Linked DNA regions of Homo sapiens: region 2 is linked to region 1. The links are chromatin contacts, found by Hi-C or POLR2A ChIA-PET in ENCODE. All regions are on one chromosome and are shown on one strand. The core of a region is the stretch at or near the end of the contact, and the rest is flanking DNA. Distances in the headings are between cores, read along the strand shown.

Region 1 (2,780 bases), core at 98-2,597:
CGAGCCAGAGCCAGCTCATAGCTTGGATTGGAAATCATGTGAAACTCATTTATGCCATTTTGTATTTTCTCTCTTTAACTCCCTATCAGACATTGAGCCGAGTTTGCATCCGAGTCTGGAGTTGGTTTACAAGCATACTGGAAATAAAACTCAATTGGGAGTGAGAATCCAGGTGAACCGAAGTAAACGTGAACTCTTTGTGAACCAAATACTACTGTACGCCTCTTCAAAGCCTACAGGCGCCTGAAAATCTCCCATAAATCCAAGCTGCATTGAAAGGATTTGCTCCAAGCCTTCTACCAGTAGCTTGCATCCACATGCATCAGATTCAGCTGTCTCCTAAATCTGCAAAGTGTTATCTGCCTCACCGTGCACAAACTACTGTCCCAAACTGTATTCAATCCAGATGGGAGGTTTTATCACTTCCTGACTTCCCTTCCATTGTAAGGATGAATATTTTGAAACCAGGCAACTAGGAAAACCATACCCCACTAAATGGGAGCATATACTATTTAGGGAAAACTTTCTAATTGTCCCCCAGAAAATGAAGAAATTATGCTCTTCTTGTACCCTGATTGTACAAAATGTTCAGCTCCCTGGGATATGCACCAGATCACATTCACAAGAGAACCTACCATGGGTGTGTCCAGCGTCACGCACAATTCTCAGTGAAACAGCTTAATCTCCACACTTTTCTGTCTCACAAGCAAATTAGGATGCAAGTGAGGTTGAAATTATCACAGGAATACATGTTATCCTATTTTAAAAAATAATTTTCAAATGCTGGCACTTCACTATTAATAACAACAATTTACTTGTGACAGCTGATAAGACACATTGATATTTCAATCCTGATTCACTCAGACCACCACCACTCCTATAAGTACCTCCAATCAGGGAACTTGTCAATCATAAAGTGGAAGTTGGTTTATGTTCTATTTCCTCCTCAGGGACAGGGCCCAAGTCTTGATCATCACTTTACATAAATCAGTGCCCAGGCTATTGCAGGGGTGCAATAACACTTATGTAAACCAAGGGAAAGGCACATAATATGCCTAGAATATCTCTAGAAGGATCCTCCAAGAAACTGCTAGCAGTGATTGTCCCTCAACAGAGAAACTAGGGGTTGAGGTGAGACACTTGATTTCACTGTTTTTTTTTGTTTGTTTGTTTGTTTGTTTACTAATTAAACTTTTTACCCAGTATTTTGTATTTTATTGGGTACATTAGAATATTTATTGAATGAATCAACACACAGATGAACGAACAAGCTATATCCAGGAACACAAGAGTTGACGCCCAAATATTTTTGTCTGTACCAACTTAACAGCAGTGGCTTTTTCCAACCCGAAGTTTCAAATCCTTCTGGTGACTCATGTCAAGTTGCGTGCGCCAAGTTAAGAGAGTGCTGACACTCTGACTCAGTGTGTACAGAAATTCTTGGCCAAGGAGGAGACAAAGAACTGTCACAAAGGCTAGACTTTATTGGTTCAGTTTTGATTCATTAATCAGAAGTGGAAATGCTCACAGTTTTTCTCCATATTAGATGTTGCTGTATCTTGTCTGTGAAGAGCAAGCGTGGTTACTTCTCAAGATAAAGCTCTATCCAAGATCCAGAAAAATGGCAATTCTTTAGAGAAAAAAAATCCATTTATCTCATGTCCCTAGTTTCATGTCTCCTTTCAGCTCCAGAGAGGTGGCTTACTGCAGTGAATTGAAGAGCACTGGCTTTGGGATCAGGCAGAACTGTCTAACTATCCTTTGTCTCAGAATTTGCAGTTGTATATAAACTGGGGACAAAGGTACCTACCTGACAAGGCTGCCATTAGGCTTAAATTAGCTAATATATTTAAAATCCCTGTAACATAGTGCTTAAAAAGTGGTAGCTATTATTCCTACCGTAAAATAGTTTTACAGCCCTTTTCATCCTTTAAATTGACTGAGAATCAACACCAGTCGTTGCTTTAAAACAAAGCTTTGAGGCTTTAAGTCTTACCTATAAGGTGCCACTACATTATAAGCTTAAGAACGTTTTGCCTCCTCCCATAATAAAAATATTCTGTGGTGTTTTTGACATGTTACTTCTTTTGCCTACAGTGTAAAGATTAGGAATAAGCTTGCTATTAATACTTCCAATATTCACTGTGTCATCTGTCTGACTGTCATAATCCTCAATCAATCACCTTTGTGCTAGCATCACTTTTTATCCAACCAGGTCAAGATCATGTAATTTGACGGCTGCTTAGGAATTTGTCAGCACTGTTATTTGAAGGGTGTTAGAAAGACACTGGCACTACAATCAGACTCTGTAGCAATATGCCATGCCAAAGGAATTTTTAATGAGGTGGATTTTTTTTTTTGAGTTGGGGGATCCCTTGTCCCCAACTCAAATTCATGCTTCAGTCTGGTTCCAAAAGAAACCAGACTTTTTGGAACCACAATCCCCAGATTCCTCAATGTTTGGCAAGTTTGCCAAGAGGTTCAAGCTGCCCTCTAGCTCATCTGGCTGCTGCTCTTGCCCAGGCTGTCTGATGACTTGCTGGGCCACCAGGGGCCCTGCCTTTCCCAGCATGGAAGTATGTGACTCTCCCCACACTCCCTGCGCCAACAATGCCAAGAATCAGAAACAAGGGCCGGGAGTGTTAGCAGGCCCCGCATGAGTGGCAGCTTAGAGGGCTTGCATTGTGCTTGGTGCACCAAGAGCAGATTGTTATTCTGCAGGCATGAATTAGAGCCTGGGCAGAAAGCACCATGGTCTTGCCCGGTGGTGTCTTGCTGCT
Region 2 (2,759 bases), core at 88-2,587, 150 kb after region 1:
AAAGTCTCAAATGTGATAAATTGTAATGATTCACAATGCCTATGAGATGAGTTTTTCTAAAACAGGCTCGTTCCAATACCCCGCCCCCATTACTTTCTAGTTACAATGACAAACTGTGCCCCACATTTCATCTGAACAATGAGACTCATGGAGAAGTTCAGCTCATTACTAGGACCTTGCTCCTAACTTCATTGCATCCAGTTCCTTGTAAATAATGAGAAGTGAACTGCAGAGTGAGGGCCATTTCCTCCTCTTTGTGATGAGCTATGGTGACTGAAACTTTTGGATCCTTCAATAGGCAGACAGAAGGGTCTGCTGTTACCCCATCTTCCCAGAGAGGAAATTCTGTCTTTGTTCCTCTGGTAGAACATCTTCACAGGGCTCTAAATAGGCACACGGGCATGTGACTGCTAGCACACGCACACGTGCACACAGTAGGTTTGATTGTCAATAAGGTTCAGAACAATTATATGGCCACTAGAATTATAACTTCCAACTACTATGAAATGAGAAACCCCCAAATAAAAAATAACAGGAATAAGGCTACCTGACCACCTGTGAATATTAACTATATCACCCCCAAATTTCTAAAGTTACAAAGAGGGAACTTTTAGAAACTCGAGTTTTTAAAGGGGTTTTCCTACCCCCTTTACATGGAGTGGGAAAAATCTTTCAATTTTGATGGAAAGAGAAATCTTCATTTTGAAATTAAACTTTGAAGTTTGAAAATAAAAGCAGAACCAATTCGCAGTTCAGAAAGGGGATGGTTGGAGGTTAATCAGCCTTTTAAAGAGCTCTGTGGGACTGCTGACCCGGATACCCTCAGTACACTTGGAGAAGAAGGATCAAAACCATGCTGGCCCCATAACAGGCATGGACCTTGGCTGTCTCTGTGTGTCAATCTCACACTCTAGGCCAGCTTCAGCCACTCAGTGTTTCACTCTGTGTATGCCTGTCTGTGTCTGTGTCTGCTTTGTTCTTCCTCTTTCTTTCTTCTCCTTGTTGTTTTGTTTTTTCCTATTTTTCTCTACTTCATCTTTCACATTCTCTAACTGGCCATAGTGTCACCTGAAAATTTTATTTTTTTTAATCTGGCTCCTGCAGGATGAAAATATATTTACTTTTTAAAAACTTATTTAAAATATACATGTTTCCCAGTTTTAATTTTAACAGATATTGATTTGAACACATTATGGCTCTCTTCAAAAATTGTGCTTGTTTTGAATTTGTATGTGATCTTTGATCTATGAAGTTTTTGGCCCTGTGAGTGGCTTATTCACAAGAGAAAAGAAAAAAAAAATTCTCCATACTCCTGATTTAAAGAATTGCTCAAATTCAATATAAAGCTCAAAATATGGGAAATACTTTAGTTTTGTTTTGTCTCCACCTGGTGGTTGTAAGTCAGAACACAAGCCCTTAATGGAACTGGAAAAATAATCACTTCAGTGCCTCCCTTATGTATATGAGATCAAATTATTTAATTAGAAAATGTTTTCAAACTGGAAAAAAGGTAATTATCACAAAAACTTTAAAAACTGATCTACGCCTTTCTTTCTTTGTTTTGCTTCCTTGTAGGAGCCAAGAATAGAGAAACTTCTTAATTTTCAAATTTCTTTCTGGGTTTACTTTCTACCAGGGGCTGGTATTTTCCCTAACCTCCTATCTTCATCCACCACAGCAAAAAGCTGCCGCCCTCCAGTCCCCTGGCTCCCCCCACTCCAGATGCATTCACAGTTTTTAGTGTAGATTCCAAATTTGGAACTGAAAAACTCACAGCCTTGAAAGTCCTACTATTGTAGCAATCTTATTTTGTTAAAAACACAAAAAAATGAACAAATAAACAATACCCAGCAGAACTCATGAAAGCCCATCACACTTTGAGCTATATACTGCATAATGAGACTCCAATGTTAATTTCTCCCCTCATCTATTATTTTTTCTGATATGCAGTATTTTTTCACTCTGCAAATATGTTGAATGAATATATTAAATATAGATGTTTATGATGCTTCTATAGAACCTTCTCATAGAATCTTATAATGTGTCTTCACACTGCAATTATTAAACAATTAATTTCAGTTACAGTTATTGTTATTTTTGGTAGTTCGTGTTCCATGAAGTTGCAAATATTGAACCACTGCTTTTAGGGGAAATATACGGTTAGGATCTTGCGAACCTCTGGTCACATTTTCATCAACTGGTCAATACACAACCTTGTTTTAGGTGTGTTGCCATTAAAGAATTTCATTATATGTATATGTGTATATATACATATGTGTATATATATATACATATGTGTGTATATATATACACACACACATATACATATAATGAAATATATATATAAAATGAAATATATATATATATATATTTTAGATGGAGTTTGGCTCTGTTGCCCAGGCTGAAGTGCAGTGGCACAATGGCAGCTCATAGCAACCTTCGCCTCCCAGGTTCAAGCAATTTTCGTGTCTCAGCCTCCCAAGTAGCTGGCACCACAGGCATATGCCACCACGCCTGGCTAATTTTTATTTTTAGTAGAGATGGAGTTTCAGCATGTTGACCAGGCTAGTCTCAAACTCCTGACCTCAAGTGATCCACCGGCCTCAGCCTCCCAAAGTGCTGGGATTACAGGCATGAGCCACTGCGCCCAGCCTAGTATATATTGTTGATTCATTAACAATGAAATCATGGCCAGCTCATACCTGAATGAAGCTTATCTAACATGTTTTATCTGTAAGACACATTGCACCCTTCTGCTT

The links. Hi-C counts contacts between places; a loop is a spot of excess contacts on that map. ChIA-PET counts read pairs that join two places held with the same protein, here RNA polymerase II (POLR2A). Pooled maps may share reads with other maps.
Region 2: a loop to region 1 is called in a map of dorsolateral prefrontal cortex, with 3 times the contacts of the local background. The contact joins two enhancer-like sites. A Hi-C loop is called at or near these places in 5 of 168 maps with a recorded cell type or tissue (PC-3, PC-9, dorsolateral prefrontal cortex and 2 more) and 10 of 50 pooled maps. POLR2A ChIA-PET finds 5 or more read pairs at or near these places in 3 of 52 experiments (H1, MCF 10A and Panc1).

Annotation. Positions count from the first base shown.
Region 1 is chr3:150,347,289-150,350,068 of GRCh38, forward strand. LOC107986141 (a long non-coding RNA gene) reads left to right here. Exons shown (of 3, transcript XR_001740958.1): 2 at 90-1,131. Among named protein-coding and RNA genes, the nearest start is that of LINC01214, 25 kb to the left of the region's middle. Within about 2 kb of position 1,348, at least 12 of the 41 ENCODE cell types and tissues checked have a DNase peak (open chromatin) inside an H3K27ac peak, as active enhancers do; they include Panc1 and dorsolateral prefrontal cortex, where a contact is called at or near this core.
Region 2 is chr3:150,494,379-150,497,137 of GRCh38, forward strand. No RefSeq gene overlaps it. Among named protein-coding and RNA genes, the nearest start is that of SERP1, 51 kb to the right of the region's middle. Within about 2 kb of position 1,338, at least 2 of the 41 ENCODE cell types and tissues checked have a DNase peak (open chromatin) inside an H3K27ac peak, as active enhancers do; they include Panc1 and dorsolateral prefrontal cortex, where a contact is called at or near this core.